Regions from separate parts of the Homo sapiens genome. Here region 2 is linked to region 1. A link is a contact called in ENCODE Hi-C data. All regions are on one chromosome and are shown on one strand. Each heading gives the region's core, a stretch centred on a gene start or an enhancer-like site at or near the end of the contact. The rest is flanking DNA. Distances are from core to core; before and after follow the strand shown.

What was found. A loop is a pair of places that touch in the nucleus more often than their neighbours do. Pooled maps may share reads with other maps.
Region 2: a loop to region 1 is called in a map of HCT116, with 4 times the contacts of the local background. The contact joins two enhancer-like sites. A Hi-C loop is called at or near these places in 1 of 168 maps with a recorded cell type or tissue (HCT116) and 11 of 50 pooled maps.

Annotation. Positions count from the first base shown.
Region 1 is chr7:2,862,232-2,866,849 of GRCh38, forward strand. No RefSeq gene overlaps it. Among named protein-coding and RNA genes, the nearest start is that of GNA12, 20 kb to the left of the region's middle. RefSeq lists enhancers at 183-829, 1,478-1,607 and a silencer at 2,385-2,464. Within about 2 kb of position 2,189, at least 39 of the 41 ENCODE cell types and tissues checked have a DNase peak (open chromatin) inside an H3K27ac peak, as active enhancers do.
Region 2 is chr7:4,610,735-4,614,843 of GRCh38, forward strand. No RefSeq gene overlaps it. Among named protein-coding and RNA genes, the nearest start is that of FOXK1, 70 kb to the right of the region's middle. Within about 2 kb of position 1,758, at least 15 of the 41 ENCODE cell types and tissues checked have a DNase peak (open chromatin) inside an H3K27ac peak, as active enhancers do.

The DNA of each region.
Region 1 (4,618 bases), core at 939-3,438:
AATATTTTCCATCCCTGGGTGATTGAATCCATAGATGCAGAACAAGCAGCTATGAGGGGCTGAGAGTGTGTGTGTGTGTGTGTGTGTGTGTGTGTATACATAATTTATTAATTACATATAAAAAAATCTCCTACTGGTTTTGTTTCTCTGGAGAACCCCCAACTAATACAGTACTAGTTATGCCTCTCCCAGCTAAGGTCCCAGGAAGTACAATTCTACCCATTACCCTTAAGACATCACAGATGATCGGTCAGTACTAATAAGTGCTGTACGGTTATTGGACAGATTCGAGTTAACGTATGGAGAACAGGCAGGGTGCAAAGTGCATCCTGGCGTAGACCCCAGCTCTGCCAGGCACTAGCTCTGTAGGCTCTTGAACAACTTCCTTACCTCCCTGTGCCTTGTTTTCTTTTTTTTTTTTTCCCGAGACGGAGTCTCTCTCTGTTGCCCAGGCTGGAGTGCAGTGGCAGGATCTTGGCTCACCACAACCTCCACCTCCCGGGTTTGAGCAATTCCCCTGCCTCAGCCTCCTGAGTAGCTGGGATTACAGTTGTGTGCCATCACGCCTGGCTAATTTTTGTATTTTTAGTAGAGACGGGGTTTCACTATGTTGGCCAGGCTGGTCTCGAACTCCTTACCTCACAATGCGCCCTCCTCGGCCTCCCAAAGTGCTGGGATTATAAGTGTGCGCCACCGCACCCGGCCCTTGGTTTTCTATTCTGTAAAACGGAAGTGACCCGGTGGAGATAAAGGGGTAAATGCAGAGAATGAACTCAGAACATGCCGGTCGCCTTGGCAGTGCTCGCTAAGTGTTTGCATTTTTTTCCCTCCCTGTAACCGCTAGACCACCACGGAACTTGCATTTTTTGCTACTGGATGACAGGTCTTCCTCCTCTCCCAGGGTGGCTGTCTGGCAGGTTTCCCCACTTCCTGCAGTCTTCTCTGCCCTAGGGGACCAGTAGCCATGTTTCTGCCCCAACAAGTAACCTCCTTGCCCTGTCCTGGCTCCCGGGATCCTTCCTCTGGTGGTCTGCACGGGCCACGGCGCTCAGGGTGCCGCAGCGGCAAAGTGGGCAGTGGTCGCCCGTGTTCCAGGGAAGGAGGAGGGTGAGGGCGCCTGACCTCAGAGACCCCCAGAAGGTATCTGTGGGGGCACAGATGACCAGGAGCCCTGGAGTTAGTTCCATTTGCTGGCTGTGACCTTGGAAAGCCAGCAATGATTCAGGACCGGCTGCACAATTTGTGCAAAATGAAAATGTGGGGCCTCTTGTCCAAAAAGTATTACGAATTTCAAAACAGCCACAGCAGAGCACCACGCCGAGCAAGGGCCCTTCTCAGTACAGACCCTGAGCCTCCCGAGAGTGTGAGTGCTGGGGAAATCTGGGGAAAGAGGCCAAGGCTGTCCAGAGCCGAGCCCCTCCCTGGGGATTGTGTCTGGGGCCCGCAAACTCCCCAGGCGGAGGGAAGAGCCAGTCCTCCGGAGACGCTGGGCACCGAGCCTCCTCCAGGCCCGGAGAACGAGCCTGTAGCCTGTCGCTGTTTGCTGAGGGCCCTGACCTCTGTGGGAACACACAGGAAGTGGTTCATTTTCTCCCCACCAGTGACTCACTCCCGTCAGCCCTGCCCTTTCCAATCTCTGCTTCCTGTCCCTTAGCCTCAGCTTGGGTAATTCTGGGCAATAGAAAGGCCAGTCTGGTTGAGTCTGAAACTGCCATCTCACATGCAATTTCGCACTCATCTTGTCCCCCACTGAAGGGCTGGCTTAGCCTTGGCCGGAGAGCCCTGGAGAAGGAGGGGAGAGGTCGGGGGGACTGGCTGCGGTCCTTCCTCTTTCTCCTGGCTTCTGGGGTTGGGAGGGGAAGAGGAGGAAGAGGAGGAGGAGGAGAAGGTCTGGAGTGTCGGCACAATAGTAATATCAATAACAATAGCAGCTAATATTTACTGCAAGTGGTTCTCTGGGTCTGGAGATGCTCCAAGCACTTTTCTGACCGTAAGTTATGGCATTAAGTTTTGTAACTAGGAGGTAGGTCCTGTAATAAGGTCCTGTTGTAATTCCCATTTTTCTCTGTTGAGGAAACAGGCTGAGACAAGGTAGGTAATGTGCCCAAGGCCACAAAATTAGGAGGTGGCAGAGTCAGGATTGGAACCCAAGGTCTTCCTGATTCCACATCCGTTGCCCAGTCACTCCACTGCCTCACTTTCGCAAGAGTCCATATAAAGTTCCTGAGGTTGGGGCCTGGGACCTGTGGCAAGGTAAGTGTCCAGGGATTCAGCTAAGATGAGGCTTACACTTTTTTTTTTTTTGATAGAGTCTCTCTCTGTTGCCCAGGCTGGAGTGCAGTGGCAAGATCTCAGCTCACTACAACCTCTGCCTCCTAGGTTCAAATGATTCTCCCACCTCAGCCTCCCGAGTAGTTGTGACTACAGGCATGTGCCACCACGCTTGGCTAATTTTTCTATTTTTTGGTAGAGACGGGGTTTCACTGTCGGCCAGGCTGGTCTCAAACTCCTGACCTCAAGTTATCACCCCGCCTCGGCCTCCTGAAGTGTTGGGATTACAGGCGTGAGCCACTGCGCCCGGCCTGAGATGAAGCTTATTGAGGGTACTGAGAAAGATTTTTGACTCAATTTCTGAACCTTGTGAATTCTCACAGCACTTAACAGTAAGGAATTATCTGATATTTACATGCTTGTTATCTGCTTTCCTCATTAGGATGCAAACTTCATAAAACCATTTTGTTCATCTCTTCCTGATACCTGGTATGCGCTCACTAAATGCTTGGGAACGTGAATGAATGAATGAAACGTCTTCTGACGTGATCCTTGTATCTACATCTCCTTGCTGCGGCCAAGTCTCAGGTGCACCCTGAGCTCAGTGGTGGTCTTGCCTTTGCCCAGAGTGGGATGGGGTCCAGGTGGGGTGTCCCAAGCAGCCTGAAGAACATGACTCGAAATTCCCATCTGTGACCACCAGGTGTCGCTCATGCCACACAAGGAAACCCATAGATGGCCTCTGCTGAATTAGGGGTGCAGCGGGTGGGGAAATCTCATCTGTGACCACAGATGAGTTATCCAGGCTGCCATTTGTTCTCATTAGGTCCTGGATTTCCTCCTCAGAACCAGACAGATGTGATCAGCATTGTGGGCCGAGGGCCGGCACCTCCCCACCTCCCCGGCTATGGGTAGCTGTAGGGTGTCAGGGAGGGGATGCTGGGGTTCAGGCCCCGGATTCCATCCAGCTGCAGCCGTGTCACTGCCACTCCTCCTGCCCCCAAGCTTTGGCCTTGGCTGCCCAGGTAAGGCTGGCCCGGCACAGCCATTCATCAGTGTCAGCCGCCAGATGCCCCTCACAGGGCTCCCGTCCTCCGGGAACACTCCCAGGCCCCTAGCAACAAACTCAGCTTCCTGCCCTCATGGCACCGGCATCTTCCCCACTCCTTTTGCCGGGGTCTAAGTTTGGGGTGCATGCTTCCAGCCCCAGGAGCCCCCTCAATATCACACTGAGGTTGACTTGGCCATTTCTGCTTTCAGCCAACATAACCGGGTTCTAGAAGCTTCCTGACCGCTGTGGGAGGGTCACTTGGCCAGCAGGCAAGCGTTTCTTATTCCATGTACTTGAGTGAAGCAAAACCAGGGCTGTGTTTTTTTCCTTTTTTTTTTCTTTCTTTTTTTTTTTGAAACCAAGTCTCTCTGTCGCCCAGGCTGGAGATAACAGGTGCCCACCACCACGCTCAGCTAATTTTTGTATTTTTAGTAGAGATAAGGTTTCACCATGTTGGTAAGGCTGGTCTTGAACTGCTGATCTCAAGTGAACCACATGCCTTGGCCTCCCAAAGTGCTGGGATTACAGGTGTGAGCCACCACGCCTGGCCCTTTTTTCTTTTATTTGAGACAGGGTCTCGCTTTGTTGCCCAGGCTGGAGTGCAGTGGTGGGATCACAGCTCATTGCAGCCTCAACCTCCAGGGCGCAAGCGGTCCTCTCACCTCAGCCTCTTGAGTAGCTGGGACCAGAGGTGCTTGACACCACACCTGACTCATTAATTTTTTATATTTTTTGTAGAGACGGGGTTTTGCCATATTGCTCAGGCTGGTCTTGAACTCCTGAGCTCAAAGGATCCTCCTACCTTAGCCTCCCAAAGTGCTGGGATTACAGGTATGAGCCACTGTACCCGGCTAGGACTGTGTTTTTCTGTGACCCAACCTAATCGTTATTTCCAGCCCCTTTTCAGACTGATGATGGAAAATGTCATCTTGGCCAATTCCAGATGAACTTGGTCATTTAAGCTCAATTCTGAGCATTCCTTTGCTCACCTGGCGTGGCAGGTATGCTCTAGGGGGTGGTATAAACTTATGGCCCTGGGGAGGCTCCAGTTCCCCCTCCAACACAGATGTCTCCTGGAGGGACATTGTCATGTGCCATCCCCCACCCTCCATGCTGGTTATCCCAGAGGTGCCTGGTTCTCTGTGGAGGGCATTTTCTCTGCATCTTGCTAGCAGTCCCTGACTAATTTCCCGGCCTCACATCCTCCCGTGCTCCCATGGGGGCCATGGGAGACTTGGGGACCGTCTTTCTTGGACCCCTGCCAGGTGCCTTCTGTGTTAGTGAGATGTGCCCTTC
Region 2 (4,109 bases), core at 508-3,007, 1.7 Mb after region 1:
ACCACCATCCTCTAGTTTTAAAATGTTGGCCCAATATTTTTTGTTAACACTGTGAGTCAAATAAAACATAACTGCAGGCCAGATTCAACCCTGGACCACCATTTTGTGAACTTTCACTGGGCTTCCTCCACCGCAGTCCTCGCCGTTACCTCCAGTATGTGTTGACAAGAGTAGAGAACAGCCAGGGTCACCATGCATGGTCGTCTAGAGTGTGCACTGCCCAAGGGCACCACACCTAAGAGGTGTCCTCTTAGGCATCTAAGATTTGTACTAAGAATTTCCCCAGTTTTCCAGCAGAGGGCAGTCACATGTCATGCTCCATGGCACGTCACAAAAATGTTCAGCAGTTGGAATAATCTGTCCTTCTTTAATCCACACAAAGGTGTTACAAGAATTAACAGCAGGCCAGGTGTGGTGGCTCACACCTGTAATCCCAGCACTTTGGGAGTACGAGGAAGGAAGATCACTTCAGCTCAGGAGTTCAAGACCAGCCTGGGCAACATAGTAAGACCCTGTCTCTAAAAAAATTTTAAAAATTAGCCAGGCATGGTATTGCATACCTGTGGTCCCTGCTACTTGAAAGGCTGAGGCAGGAGAATCACTTGAGTCTAGGAGGTGGAGGCTGCAGTAAGCTATGATCACGCCACTGCACTACAGCCTGGACAACAGAGCAAGACCCTGTCTCAAAAAAAATAAAAAATTTGTAAACGTAGCAGCAGCCCTGAAGGTGGGGAGTATTGAAATTAATGATCCTACTCTTTTGAGTTATAAAAATGGAAGTTCCAAATAGCAAGCATTGGTGAGGTTGGAGAGGAACCGGGGTCCCTACATTGCTGGTAGAGGTTAAGTAGGTACACCTCCATTCGGAACTTTTCGGCAGCCCTTAATCAAGTTGAACATACAAACATTCATGACCCAGCAATTCCACTCGGTGTATATCCAGCAGCACCCATACCGGGTGTACCCAAAACATGTTCCAGACCATTCATAGGCACACTGTCTGCAATGGCCCACACTGCAATGAGCTCCACTGTCCATCAGTAACGGAAAGGGTAACTTGTGCTATATTCACATGGGAAATATATTCCGCTGTGCAAACGCACCAACTGCTACTATGCATAGTAATATATGAGGACAAATCTCATAAAAGTCACCTTAAGTCAGTGAAGAGAACATCCCATGTGATTTTGTTTCCATAAAGCGTAAACAGCAGGCAAAGCTAATCTCTGGTGTTTGATGTTGCGATAGCAGTTTCCCTTAGAGGTAAATGGGTAGTGGCTGAAAAGAGACACAAGGGGCCAGGCACAGGGGCTCACACCTGTAATCCCAGCACTTTGAGAGGTTGAGGCAAGTCAGGAGTTCGAGACCAGCCTGGCCAACGTGGCAAAACCCCGTCTCTACTAAAAATTAAAAAAAAAAAAAAATTAGCCGGGCATCGTAACACACGCCTGTAATCCCAGCTACGCAGGAGGCTGAGGCAAGAGAATCGCTTGAACCCAGGAAGTGGAGGCTGCAGTGAGCCAAGATCATACCACGGCACTCCAGACTGGGCAATAGAGTGAGACTCCATCTCAAAAAAAAAAAAATAGACACAAGGGAACGTGCTAAGGCAACTCCTGGTACCAGTACCACTTCTTGGCCTGTTAGGAACCGGGAGGTTCAGCAGGAAGTGAGCAGCGGGCAGGAAGGTGAAGTTTCATCTGTATTTACAGCCACTCCCCATCGCTCGCATTACCGCCTGAGCTCCGTCTCCTGTCAGATCAACTGCGCAAACCCTATTGTGAACCGCGCATGCGAGGGATCTAGGTTGTTTGCTCCTTATGAGAATCTAATGCCTGATGATCTGCCACTGTCTCTCATCGCCCCCAGACAGGACCCTCTAGTTGCAGGAAAACAGGCTCAGGGTTCCCACTGATTCTACATTATGAAAGTTGTAGAATTATTTCATTCTATGTTATAATGTAATAATAATAGAAATATAATGCACAATAAATGTAATCTGCTTGAATCATCTCAAAACCATCTCCCCGACCCGGGCCCACGGAGAAATTATCTTCCACGAAACTGGTCCCTGGTTCCAAAAAGCTTAGGGACTGCTGTTCTAAGGGGCTAGGGAGGTTCTGTTTCTTGACCTGAGCGGTAGGCACGTGGGTGAGTTCACTTTCATCCTTTCACAGTCCTGCTTTGCACGTTTTTCTGTCTACATGCTATACTCCAATACACATCTCAAAAGACAATTACATATGTGTGTGTTAGACAGAAAGAAGGAAGAGGGCAGGGAGAGAAAACCACCGCATTCAAGCATCGCCGCCTCTAGGTGTAAGGTTCATTCCAGGACTGCCTGGAGTTGGTGACTTTGCATTCCTGCAGAGGAAACCCACTTCCTTTGCCTGTGTTCTCGGGCCGACTTCCCATATCTGCTGACCAGAAATCCTTCCTTGCAGCCGCCCCTGTAACGGGGCTGGCATTTGCAATTCGAAAGTGTCTTTGGCCTTGTTTTTCCGAGGAAATGAAAACGCTATGCGTTATCAGCATATCATCCAACAATTTATCATCACGTTGGCACCTGACAATGTTGATTTATGATTCCAGCAGGAAGAGCAGCCCTCCAACCCCCCACCAGTTCAGAAATGGAGACATCGAGGAGTCCTGAGCACAGGCAGGAGAGACTATGAAGTTATCGTAGACTCGATGTCCACAAGTGCCGGTGAGAATGACTGTGCAGAGACCATCTGAGCTCCCTGCAGATCTCACGACTCTTTTCCTCCTCCCCTTGCTCCCGGGTGCTTTGTCTCTCACACTCGGCCCCTGTGGAGCTGTTCTGCCTATGCAAGCAGAAATTGAGAGGTGCCTGGGGTTCCTGTCCCCCCAGCCAGCTCTTAGCCAATGGCGAGCAGATTCCAGAAAGTGAAAGCCCCGCTCCCTTTGCCTGAGTCTGGACAGACCCTGGGGCATAACTTACGCTGCAGTGCCTTCCTGCAGGATTGGGCCAAAGCCACCCCAGGGGGATTTTGCCAAAGGACCTTACTCTGGCTTGGCTCCTGGGTCCCCTCCTCCTACTCCCTTCCAGACCTCCCGGGACCACGGCATTCCTACGTGGCTTGCACACAATTCCTTACCACAGAGTTTGCTTCTGGGGAACCTGACCTAAAACCGAGGGGAAAATGGATTCTAGCATTTTTCAGATTCAGAAACGGGAGACCCAAATGGCCCGGGCCTCCCGCCTCCCGCACACAGGCCTGTGTATCAAGTTTCTGCAAGCACAAGCAAGAGGCTTGCAACGTGTTTGCAAGCAGTCATCATCATTTCCAGGATTGGCTATGACTCGGGTTGCAATGTTTTATTTCAGTTCACAGACAGACACAGGCCACACTCCAGGGCTCATGCCCACATCCGTAGCTTGGAACTCGAGATGCACTGTCTAGGATGGCCAACATCAGGACGGCACCCACCAGCAGACAAGCCTGTTCCCAGAATAGCCTTCTTTTTTATTTTTTTGAGACAGGGTCTGGCTTTGTGGCCCAGGCTGGAGTGCAGTGGTGCAATCATAGCTCACTGCAGCCTTGACCTCCTGGGCTCAAGTGATCCTCCCACCTCAGCCCCCCAGCCCCAGTAGCTGGGACCACAGGCATGCACCACCACGCCTGGCTAATTTTTTTTTTTTTTTTTTTTTTTTTTTTTTTTTTGTAGAGACCAGGTTTCACCATGTTGCCCAGGCGGGTCTCAAACTCCTGGACTCACGTTATTCACCCGCCTCGGCTTCCTGAAGTTCTGGCATTACAGACATGAGCCACTACACCCAACCAGAAAAACCTTCTTAACCCATGTGTTTCTGAACCTTGATTTTGTTTTATTTTAATTTTTTATTTTTGAGACAGAGTCTCACTCTGTCACCCAGGCTGGAGTATAGTGGCATGATCTTGTCTCACTATAACCTCCACCTCCCAGGTTCAAGTGATTCTCCTGCCTCGGGCTTCTGAGTGGCTGGGACTACAGGTGCCTGCCACCACACCCGGCTAATTTTTGCATTTTAGTAGAGACTACGTTTCACTGTGTTGGCCAGGATGGTCTCGAACTCCTGACCTCAGGTGATCCACTCGCCTCGGCCT